Linked DNA regions of Homo sapiens: region 1 is linked to region 2. A link is a contact called in ENCODE Hi-C or POLR2A ChIA-PET data. All regions are on one chromosome and are shown on one strand. Each heading gives the region's core, a stretch centred on a gene start or an enhancer-like site at or near the end of the contact. The rest is flanking DNA. Distances are from core to core; before and after follow the strand shown. Region 1 has its middle 6.8 kb from the start of ITGAD. Region 2 holds the start of ITGAM (integrin subunit alpha M).

The links. A loop is a pair of places that touch in the nucleus more often than their neighbours do. ChIA-PET counts read pairs that join two places held with the same protein, here RNA polymerase II (POLR2A). Pooled maps may share reads with other maps.
Region 1: a pooled map shows a loop between it and region 2 (2.4-fold over the local background). The contact joins the enhancer-like site here to the promoter of ITGAM in region 2. A Hi-C loop is called at or near these places in 2 of 168 maps with a recorded cell type or tissue (PC-9 and psoas muscle), 2 of 37 single-sample maps with no recorded cell type and 10 of 50 pooled maps. POLR2A ChIA-PET finds 5 or more read pairs at or near these places in 2 of 52 experiments (HEK293T and activated B cell).

Annotation. Positions count from the first base shown.
Region 1 is chr16:31,383,871-31,389,241 of GRCh38, reverse strand. No RefSeq gene overlaps it. Among named protein-coding and RNA genes, the nearest start is that of ITGAD, 6.8 kb to the left of the region's middle. Within about 2 kb of position 3,346, at least 7 of the 41 ENCODE cell types and tissues checked have a DNase peak (open chromatin) inside an H3K27ac peak, as active enhancers do; they include PC-9, where a contact is called at or near this core.
Region 2 is chr16:31,257,857-31,263,359 of GRCh38, reverse strand. ITGAM (integrin subunit alpha M) reads right to left here and starts at 3,385. Exons shown (of 30, transcript NM_000632.4): 1 at 3,268-3,385; 2 at 1,563-1,668. The coding sequence starts at 3,295. RefSeq lists an enhancer at 3,529-3,628.

The sequences.
Region 1 (5,371 bases), core at 2,097-4,596, 130 kb before region 2:
CTCAGCCTCCTGAGTAGCTGGGATTACAGGTGCACGCCACCATGTCCAGCTAATTTTTTTGTATTATTAGTCGATACAGGCTGGCCTCCAACTCCTGACGTCAGTCGATTCACCCTCCTCAGCCTCCCAAAGTGCTGGGATTACAGGCATGAGCCACCACACCCAGCCCAAAATTAATTTTTATATCATCAGGGATAATACCTTTGTCCAGAGGGCACAAATACAGATGTTGACTTCAAATTCTTGGTCCTGTCACACAATATACTACCCTGAAGATTTTCAGTAGATCCTTTTACTTATCTGTTCACACTTGTTTTGTGCATTTCTTCATCATGCTGAATTCCTGACAGCTTTGTATAAACCACGTAGTATGGAGACAGGTTTTCCCCTCTGAGCTGATAAAGTTTATAAAATATTCTGGACACACATTCACTCAGACTAGAAACGAAATCATGACTAACTTGGATTCTGCATGTATGCCTCTCTTAAGAATCAGTTTGGCCACTTTGCCCCACTCACCCATGGGTGGGCTAACAGGCACAGATGAACAGGGGCCAGCAGAAAACACCCATGACCAGCAGGCACTTTGCATCCAATCTAGTTAATGTATTTCTTTTTTTCACTCAGTTCTCCTAAAACCACCAGCCCAGGCTCCTTGCTAGAAAAATTGCCAGGTCATGAGAGTTAAATCATAAAAAGTTGGATGCTCAACTTTTCTAGCTTTATAGATGTGTTTTTTGCAGACATGCGACATTAAAGACAATTTAGCTAGGCCAGGCATGGTGGCTAATGCCTGTAATCCCAGCACTTTGGGAGGCGGAAGCAGGAGGATCACTTTAGGGCAGGAGTTCAAGACCAGCCTGGGCAACACAGTGAGACACCATCTCTAAAATTTTTTTTTTTTTTGAGACAGAGTCTCACTCTGTCACTCAGGCTGGAGTGCAGTGGTGCAATCTCGGCTCACTGCAGCCTCTGCCACCCAGGTTCCAGCAATTCTCCTGCCTGTAGCTGGAACTACAGGCACATGCCACCACACCCAGCTAATTTTTGTATTTTTAGTACAGGCGGGATTTCACCATGTTGGCAAGGCTGGTCTCAAACTCCTGACCTCAGGGGATCCACCTGCCTCAGCTTCCCAAAGTGCTAGGATTACAAGCACGAGCCACCATGCCTGGCAACGTTTTTAAAACATTAGCCAGGCATGATGGCACACACCTTTAGTCCCAGAAGCTCGGAAGGCTGAAGCAAGAGGATCGCTTGAGCCCAGAAGACCAAGGCTGCAGTGAGCTCTGATTGTGCCACTGCACTCCAGCCTGGGCAACAGAGCAAGATTCTGTCTCAAAAAAAAAAAAAAATTACCATATGATTCAGCAATTCCACTTCTGGGTGTATACCCAAGAGAATTGAAAGCATGGTCTTGAAGAGATATTTGTGCGCCCATATTCATCATTCATGAGAGGCAAAAAAAGCAACCCAAATGCCCATTGATGGGCAAATGGATAAACAAAACGTGGTATATACACACAATGGAATATTATTCAGCCTTCAAAAGGAGAGGAATTCTGACACATGCTACCACATGGGTGAACCTTGAGGACATTATGCTAAGCAAAATATGCCAGTCGCAAAAAGACAAATGCTGTATGAGTCTATTTCTATGACATGCCAAAGCAGTCAAATTCATAGAGACAGAAAGAATTGTGGTTGCCAGGAGTTAGGGAAAGGGGAGAATTGGGAGTTGTTTAATGGGTATAGGGTTTCAGTTTTACAAGATAGAAAGAGCTCTTGAGATTGGCTATACTTAAAAATGGTTAAGATGGTAAATTTTATGTTATGTATATTTTATCACAATTAATTTTTTTAAGTTCCAAGTAACTATCTTTCTCTTTGACATTAATGTGAAAAGCAATCTCCTACTTGCCTATTCCTCCATACAACACTGAAAAGATGAATAGGCAATGGCCATGATTTGATCATGTTCACCATTTTCCCTCCTTTCTTAAGCACTGAGTCAAGGGTGAGAGGCATCCCGTGAACTACCGTGTGCTCTGTGAATACTGCCCTGCAAGCATCAGCCTCTTTAGCCTGAGTGCACCATAAGTAGTTAGCCCATTCTACTGATGCAGGGCAGGCAAGCTCCAAAATTGGGGCTTAGCCCGGGAGGGTTCTTAACTTTGCTCAGGAAAGAACTGAAGAGCGAGCCTGTGGTGGAAGAAAGCAGGTTTATTGAAGCAGCAGTGGCAGCAAGGTAGCTGTTCCTTGCAGAGCAGGACAACCCATAGGCAGTGAGCCCACAGTAGCAGCCAGTGGGCTGCTGGCTAACTGTACTTATACCGACTTTTAATTACATGCAAATTAAGGGGTGGGTTATTCAGAACTATCTGGAAAAGGTGTGGGGAGTTTCCAGAACCATATGAGGTAACTTGCTGACCGTTGCTATGGTGTGTTTCCATGGCATTTGTAAACTGTCATGGCACCGGTGGGAGTGTCTTTATGCTAATAAGTGGCGAGGGTAATGAGAGTTTGCTTTCCTGGCCATCTGCTGGTTTGGGCTGTTTTTTTAGTGCATCCCATCTTGACCAGATCATGCTCTGATTAGCTGGGTTGTGACCAGAAAACAGGTCCTGCTGATCTCCTACCTCACTATCTCTCCCACCACTCATAGGATTAACATTAATTACAAATGAACAACAAAACCTCCTTTTCTGTCACTAGAGGTTTCAGCAGCTGAAAAGCTCCCACATACATGTGTTGCACAAAGATGAAAGCTGATTCAGACTTTGTATGGCAGTGACTTATTCCAAGTATGAGGTGACATGCTTGCTCTCCCACACAAGCGTTAGTCACTGCTATTCTGCTGTATACCTCTGACATACACAATGTCCAAGCTGTTCCTTCACAAAGGAATCTTGCTCACAGCATAGTCTTCAAGCATAGTATTTGCCAGACACTGTAGGTAGCCTATCCAACAGCCACCAGCGCTGCCACCTTCCTGGCTGGTGGAGCTACCCTCCTTTTTTTTTCTCTTTTTTTTTTTTTTTTTGTTGAGACAGAGTTCTACTCTGTCCCCCAGGCTGGAGTGCAGTGGCATGACCTCAGCTCACTGTAACTTCCACCTCTCAGGTTCAAGCGATTCTCCTGCCTCAGCCTCCCAAGTAGCTGGGATTACAGGCACCTGCCACCATGCCCAGCTAATTTTTGTATTTTCGGTAGAGACAGAGTTTTGCCATGTTGGTCAGGCTGGTCTCAATCTCCTGACCTCAGGTGACCTACCCACCTCTGCCTCCCAAAGTGCTGAGATTATAGGCATGAGTCACTGCACCTGGCTGGAGCTACCTCTTTTTATTAAGCCTGTGAAAAGCACATGCTCACCTTCTCAGCACTGCATGCAACCAAGGGGATGGAATTTGACCCAATCCTAGTCAGTGGGAAAGAACTAAACCGCCCCCGCAAGGACGATCAATTGGAAGATCAGAAAGAATCTGTCAATGCTGAGACTCTGCATTAAACACTAACCTGCACCTGAACCTCTTGCAGAGTAAAGGTCTTCTGTCTGCTCTTACATGCTTTTGTTTTTTTCTATTATTTGCAGCCAAAAGCAACCTTTCAATACAGGTATGAACTCTACTGCCATTTCTACAAGCTTCTTGGAAATTATGTGACTTGTACCTACTTTTGCTACTTTAAAAAGCACCTTTGATTTATGTCACTGTGGTTTTGCTGTCTCCTCTGTATTCGGTGACAACACTAATCACTTTTGAATAGGAAAGCTACATGTAGCAGTTGTTCTAAGAAATCTCTATTGCTTTACCTGAGGCAGGCAGATCATGAGGTCAGGGGTTCGAGACCAGCCTGACCAACATGGTGAAACCCCCGTCTATACTAAAAATACAAAAATTAGCTGGGCGTGGTGGTGCGCGCCTGTAATCCCAGCTACTCAAGAGGCTGAGGCAGGAGAATCACTTGAACCCAGGAGGCAAAGGTTGCAGTGAGCCAAGATGATGCCACTGCACTCCAGCCTGGGCGACAGAGCAAGACTCCATCTCAATAAATAAATAAATAAGAAAATAACACAAAAGCTTTCAGAGGTTCATGCGACTGTTTGATAAAGTTTCAGAATGGGCAGCACACTAGGGACAAATACATGTCAGAACCAATACAACCTACCTGTCAGGGAGTATAATACCTTCTAGATATTTTCGGGTTTTGGCTCACAATCACTTATTCCGGTATGCATGTCTATACTATACGTGCACTGGGCTCAATATTTAAAAGTCAATATTGACTTTGATGACATTATTGTAAATTGTAGCAATTAGATTAGTTTTTAATCACAACTTCCATGCTTTTGAGCCATTGATCCATTTTGTGATTCGGGGATCTAATGCAACACAATAGCCAACCCTGAAAATGCAAATGTAATAAATGTACACAATAACACACAAAGGAAGAATATCAGAAAATAACACCTTGTCGGCCAAGTACAGTGGCTCATACCTCTAATCCCAGCACTTTCGGAGGCCGAGGAGGGCGGATCATGAGGTCAGGAGTTCGAGACCAGCCTAGTCAACATGGTGAAACCCCATCTATACTAAAAATACAAAAATTAGCTGGAAATGGTGGTGCCTGCCTGTAATCCCAGCTACTCCAGAGGCTGAGGCAGGAGAATCGCTTGAACTTGAACCTGGGAGGCGGAGGTTGCAGTGAGCCAAGATCATGCCACTGCACTCCAGCCTGGGTGACAGAGCGAGACTCTGTCTCAAAAATAAATAAATAAAAATGGGCATGGTGGTACGCCCCTGTACTCCCAGCTACTTGGGAGGCTGAGGCAGAGGCATCACTTGAACCCAGGAGACAGAGGTTGCGTTGAGCCGAGATCGTGCCACTACACTCCAGCCCGGGAGACAAAGTGAGACTATCTCAAAAAATAATAATAATAAAATAAAATAGAAAATAACAACTTGTTGCCTGAATTTAGACAAGAACCCACTGTAGTCCCTGGAGTCCGTGTGCCACACAATTATTAAGGCCACAACACTATTTCTGTGCAAATCACTAGTTTCAAATGTTTGAGATGTATGGGTTTCTTGCTCTTTTTCTCTAAAACCTTCCACTTAGAAGACCATCATTGACCACCAGTGGTTCGTGGAACACATTTTGAGAAACACCACTCTAGGGTCAATTTTTTTTTTTTTTTCTGAGACATGATCTTTCTCTGTTGCCCAGGCTGGAGTGTGGTGGTCCAAATCACAGCTCACTGTATCCTCAACCTCCCAGGCTCAAGTGATCCTCCTGCTTCAGCCTACCAAGTAGCTGGGACTACAAGCACATGCCACCATGCCTGGGTAATTTTTAAATTTTTTTGTAGACA
Region 2 (5,503 bases), core at 2,136-4,635:
TTACTTCCAAATAGGCTTGCACATGTGCAAAATGACAGCATTGTTCATAGAGCAAAAGTTTGGGAACAATCTAAATGTTCATTAACAAGAGATCTAATGTAATGTAAAAGGAGATTACAAGCCAGGCACGGTGGCTCAAGCCTGTAATCCCAGCACTTTGGGAGGCCGAGGCAGGTGGATCACCTGAGCTCAGGAGTTCAAGACCAACCTGGCCAACATGGTGAAACCCTGTCTCTACAAAAATACAAAAATTAGCCAGGCGTGGTGGCAGGCACCTGCAATCCAAGCTACTCAGGAGGCTGAGGCAGGAGAATCGATTGAACCCAGGAGGCAGAAGTCGCAGTGAGCCAAGATCATGCCACTGCACTCCAGCCTGGGCGACAGAGGGAGTCTCTAAAAAAATAAAATAAAATAAATTATAGCATCTCCCAATTATGGCATGCAATGCAAGCATAACATGGGATTAATGGACTCAAATCACTGGGCTGTATTATGGGAGATAAAGCAAAGAGCAGAGACCAGCCCCCTTCTTCTGGAAAGGTACTATCACCTCCACAATTACTGTTTCTGTAAAGGTAAATGTTTTAGGCTTCAGGGTCCATACAATCTCTATCACAGCTCCTGAATTCTGCCATTACAGCTCAAAAGTGGCCATAGCCAGGCACAGTGGTTTACACCTATCATCCCAGCAAGTTGGGAGGCCCAAGCAAGAGGATGACTTGAGGCCAGGAGTTTGAGACCAGATTGGGCAACAGAGTGAGACCTCGTCTATACAAAAAAAATCAAAAAATTAGCCAGGTGTGGTGGCACATGCCTGTAGTCCCAGCTACTCAGGAGGCTAAGGTGGGAGGATTGCTTGAGCCCAGGAGTTTGAGTCTACAGTGAGCTATGATTTCACCTGTGCACTCCAGGCTGAATGACAGAACAAGACCATGTCAGAAAGGAAAGAAAGAAATGAAGGAAGGAAGGAAGGAAGGAAGGAAGGAAGGAAGGAAGGAAGGAAGGAAGGAAGGAAGGAAGGATGGAAGGGAGGGAAGGGAGGGAAGGAGGGAAAGAGGGAAGCAGGGAATGAGAGAGGGAGGAAGGAAGGAAGGAAAGAAGGAAGGAAGGAAGGAAGGGAGGAAGGGAGGGAAGGGCAATAAACAGTAAGAGACAAGTGGACGGAGTTGTTTTCAATAAAATTCATTCACAAAAATAGGCGGCAGCCTGCAGGCAGGCCTTAATTTCAGTACAATGTATACTACACATGGTGTGTTGGCTGAGGGAGGGAACGTGTATGTGTTATGCACACACAGAGTCTCCCCGAAGGAACACCCAGGAAACCATTTGTGAGGTCCCTCCTGGGAAGGGAACTAGGGGAAGGGAGTAAGGAAGAGATTTTTACTCTTACACCCTTTTGCATCTTTTGAATTTAGAATACTGTAAATTCAAAAGATGAATTTGTTGTATATTTTGAATTGATTTATCTGTTGAAAAAGATCACTCAAATCGCTGATTTTTTTCAGGTATGTAAGTCTTGGAGAGAAAGCACTGAGAAAGGGGGCTCCATCTAAGGGTCTCACCTGGATCCCTGAAGCTGGACCACGCTCTGCCCGAAGCCCCTTGCGTTCTCTTGGAAGGTCATTGCGTTTTCAGTGTCCAAGTTGAACCCATGACATAAGGTCAAGGCTAAAGGGAGAATGGGGGAAGGATCAAGCAGAGGAAAGTAGCATGCCAGTTAGGGGCTGTAGTCCTAGCACTTTGGAGGGCTGAGGCAGGAGGATCACTTGAGCCCTGATTGTGCCACTGCACTCCAGCCTGAGCAACAGAGAGAGATCCTATCTCAAAATTAAATACAAAAAAAAAACAAAAACTAATAATAATTTAAAAGAAAGCAATGGCTGGGTGTGGTGGCTCAGGCCTGTTATCCCAATAATTTAAGAGGCTGACGTGGGAGGATCACCTGGGCTCAGGAGTTTAAGACCAGCCTAGGCAACACAGTGAGACCCCATCTCTACAAAAAATAAAAAATTAGCCGGGTGTAGTGGTACTCAGGAGGCTGAGGTGGGAGGATTGCTTGAACCCAGGAGGTCAAGGCTGCAGTGAACCATGATCATGCCACTGCACTACAGCCTGGGCAACAGAGAAAGACCCTGTATCAAAAAAAAAAAAAAAAAAAAAAGATAGCAGCATGTCTTCCTGCTCCATTCCCTTTCCCATCCATTCGGTCACCCTAACTAACCCAGCATCCAGATGTCTGCCTCCCAGGTCCAGCTCTGTTAGCCTGGGGCGGGGATTAGCACACTTATTCTGTAAACAGCCAGATAGTAAATTTTAGGTTTTGCAGACCAAGAGGCTGATAGAATATGTTGTACAAGTACTTATATAACAAGACAGAAAATACTTTTCCACAAATTTGTCATTAGGGAAATTTCAAACATAATGATTGAGTACAATTTGTTTGTAATACGGGTTTACAAATGAGACAAATAGAATTCTTTGGGGGTGGTGCTCCCTATCATCAAATCGATTATCAGTGTTCATCTTCAATCTCTAGCTGGCAGGTTGTGCAAAAACAGGTCGTGGGCCATATCGGGCCCCCAGGCCACTGTTTGCTGACTCCTGACCTAAGAACCACCGTCGTGGGGCACGTCCAGTCCTGCTCTGAATTCCAGCCTCCCTTCTGAGCACCTAAATGGCTTCTTCCCCCGGTGTCACAACGATGATTTGCCCAACAGTGAAGTTTCTATACATTCTTAATTAGATAATTTCCTTCCTATGCAGCTCTCAAGTATTTCCTTCCCTTTTGAGGAGAATTTCATTTTCCACAACATATAAGCATAAAAGGTAACAAACTCAAATCATTTTCATTCATCAGTCATTCAACAAACATTTGCACCCGGGACCTTGGAAAATAGAACCGGAGGCAAAGTGGAGATGGTGAGAGGGGATCCAGGAGGAAGCACTCAGGAAAGGGGTCTCACACCTGCTGCGCACCCTGAGCCATGTCACTTCTCCTCCCTGGGCCTCCGTCTCCTCATGTGTGAAGCAAGGGGACCGGCAAGCAGCCTTGCACAGTCCATGAATGTGGTCATTCATCCAGGCTTCCCTGGCCAGCCTGTCTGGGTCTAGCTGTTCTCCCTGCTTCTTCTTGAACCCTTTCTCCTTCCCCAAATCCCCTTTGCCTCTCCCCAGACTGACTCCTACATATTCTGGGCCCTCTATTTATGACAGACCCAAAAGTTACCCTCCTCCCCACCCAGAGTCCCCCACCCCACCCCCATGCACCTGTTAACAGAAGGACTCTGAGAGCCATGGCTGGAAGGAGCCAGAACCTGGAAGGAGGTGAACCAGGGGTTGCAGGCACCACTGAGGAACCACAAGGAAGCCACCAAAGCAAAGAAGGGCAGAAAAGGAGAAGTAGGAGGCAGAAGTCTATCAGAGATTCAAAGGAAGAGGGCGGAGGCTCAGTGAGCACATAGCCCTGCCTGGTCTTCCGCCCAGGACTGCCCACAGCCTGCCCACCCTTCCTCCCCAGCTTCCTGACCCAAACTTTCAAAGTCAATACCACTATCCAAAAGGTGCCATTTGTCACCCACTTGTTTCTTGGGTTGGCCCAAGCATATGAACAAGCTGAACAGACTTAGCCTGCCTCCTGGAATTCGTGTTCTAAACATTAATACGGGCCAGGCGCAGTGGCTCACGCCTGTAATGCCAGCACTTTGGGAGGCCAAGGCAGGAGGATTGCTTGAGCCTGGGAGTTTGAAACCAGCCTGGGCAACATAGAGAGACCCTGTCTCTACAAAAAAATATTTTTAATTAGCTGGGCATGGTGGTGCGCGCCTGTAGCCCCTGCTACTGGACAGGCTGAGGTGTGAGAATTACTTGAGCCCGAGGTCCAGGCTGCAGTGAGCTAGGATCACACCACTGCACTCCAGCCTGGGCAACATAGGGAGACCCCGACTCTACAAAAAAATACATTTAAAAAATTAGCCAGGCATGGTGGCACATGCCTGTAGTCCTAGCTACTCCAGAGGCTGAGGCAGGAGGATTGTTTGAGCTCAGGAGTCTGAGACTGCAATGAGCCTCAATAATGCCACTGCACTCCAGCCCAGGTGACAGAGTGAGACTCTGTCTCAAAAAAAAAATTAAATAAATAAATAAGCAAACATTAATACAGATCAAACAAGTGTAGGAGGTAAAACTCTGTGTCTTCCTGAAAACACACTTTGCAAAATGTCCCTCCTTCAGCCCATGGAAATGGAAGCGCCCTTCAGCCAGAGCTGTCCTCATTTGTAGCCATCAACAAAGACAACTCAAGTACAGGCATACCTGGTGCTTTTTAAATATTATTTTGTGCTTTTTTTAGAGACAGAGTCTAGCTCTGTTGCCCAGGCTGGAGTGCAGTGGTGTAATCACAGCTCACTGCAGCTTCAATCAACCTCCTGGGCTCAAGCGATCCTCCTACCTCAGCCTTCCGAGTAGCTGGTACTACAGGCACATGCTGCCATGGCCAGCTAATTTTTTTTAAATTTTTTGTAGAGACAAGATCTTGCTATGTTGTTCAGGCTATTCTCAACCTCCTGGACTCAAGTGATCCTCCTTCCTCAGCCTCCCAAACTGCTGAGATTACAGGTGTGAGCCACTGCATCCAGCCTATTTTTGTGTGTGTGTGTGTGTGTGTGTGTAAAGGCCTCAAGCTCTTCACCCAAGAATTTTCACTTCTAGTAATTTATCCTAAGAATAGTTAAGAAGTGTAGTCAAAAATATATGTACAAACTTGGCTGGGTGCGGTGGCTCATGCCTGTAATCCTAGCATTTTGGGAGGCTGAGGCGGGGTGGCTCACTTGAGGTCAGCAATTGAAACCAGCCTGCCCAACATGGTGAAACCTCATCTTTACTAAAAAGACAAAAAAATTAGCCAGGCGTGGTGGCAGGCACCTGTAATCCCACCTGGGAGGCTGAGGCAGCAGAATCACTTGAACCCTGGAGGCGGAGGTTGCAGTGAGCAGAGATTGTGCCACTGCACTCCAGCCTAGGCGACAGAGCAAGACTCTTATCTCTAAAAAAAAAAAAATATATATATATATATATATTTGCAAGCTTGTTCATTGCAGCATTATTGTTAATATGAAAAGCTAAAAAAACCTGAATATTCAACAGAGGAATGGTTCAATGATACTTCACTCTGTGATATATCCTTACCCTCCCCTGTGTCTGTCACTTTTAATTCTGTTTTCAAAGGCACAGGAAAATAGGTATCCTTCCACACATACATGGAACACAAACCTCACCTTTATGTGACCGCCAATGTGATTCTCAAGCCAATGATTTTTTTCACTCTTTCTCAACACATTTTCTTTTTTTTTTTTTTTTTTTTTTTGTGAAACGGAGTCTCCCTCTGTCGCCCAGGCTGGAGTGCAGTGGCGTGATCTCAGCTCACTGCAACCTCTGCCTCCCGAGTTCAAGTGATTCTCCTGCCTCAGCCTCCCGAGTAGCTGAGAATACAGGTGCTTGCCACCAC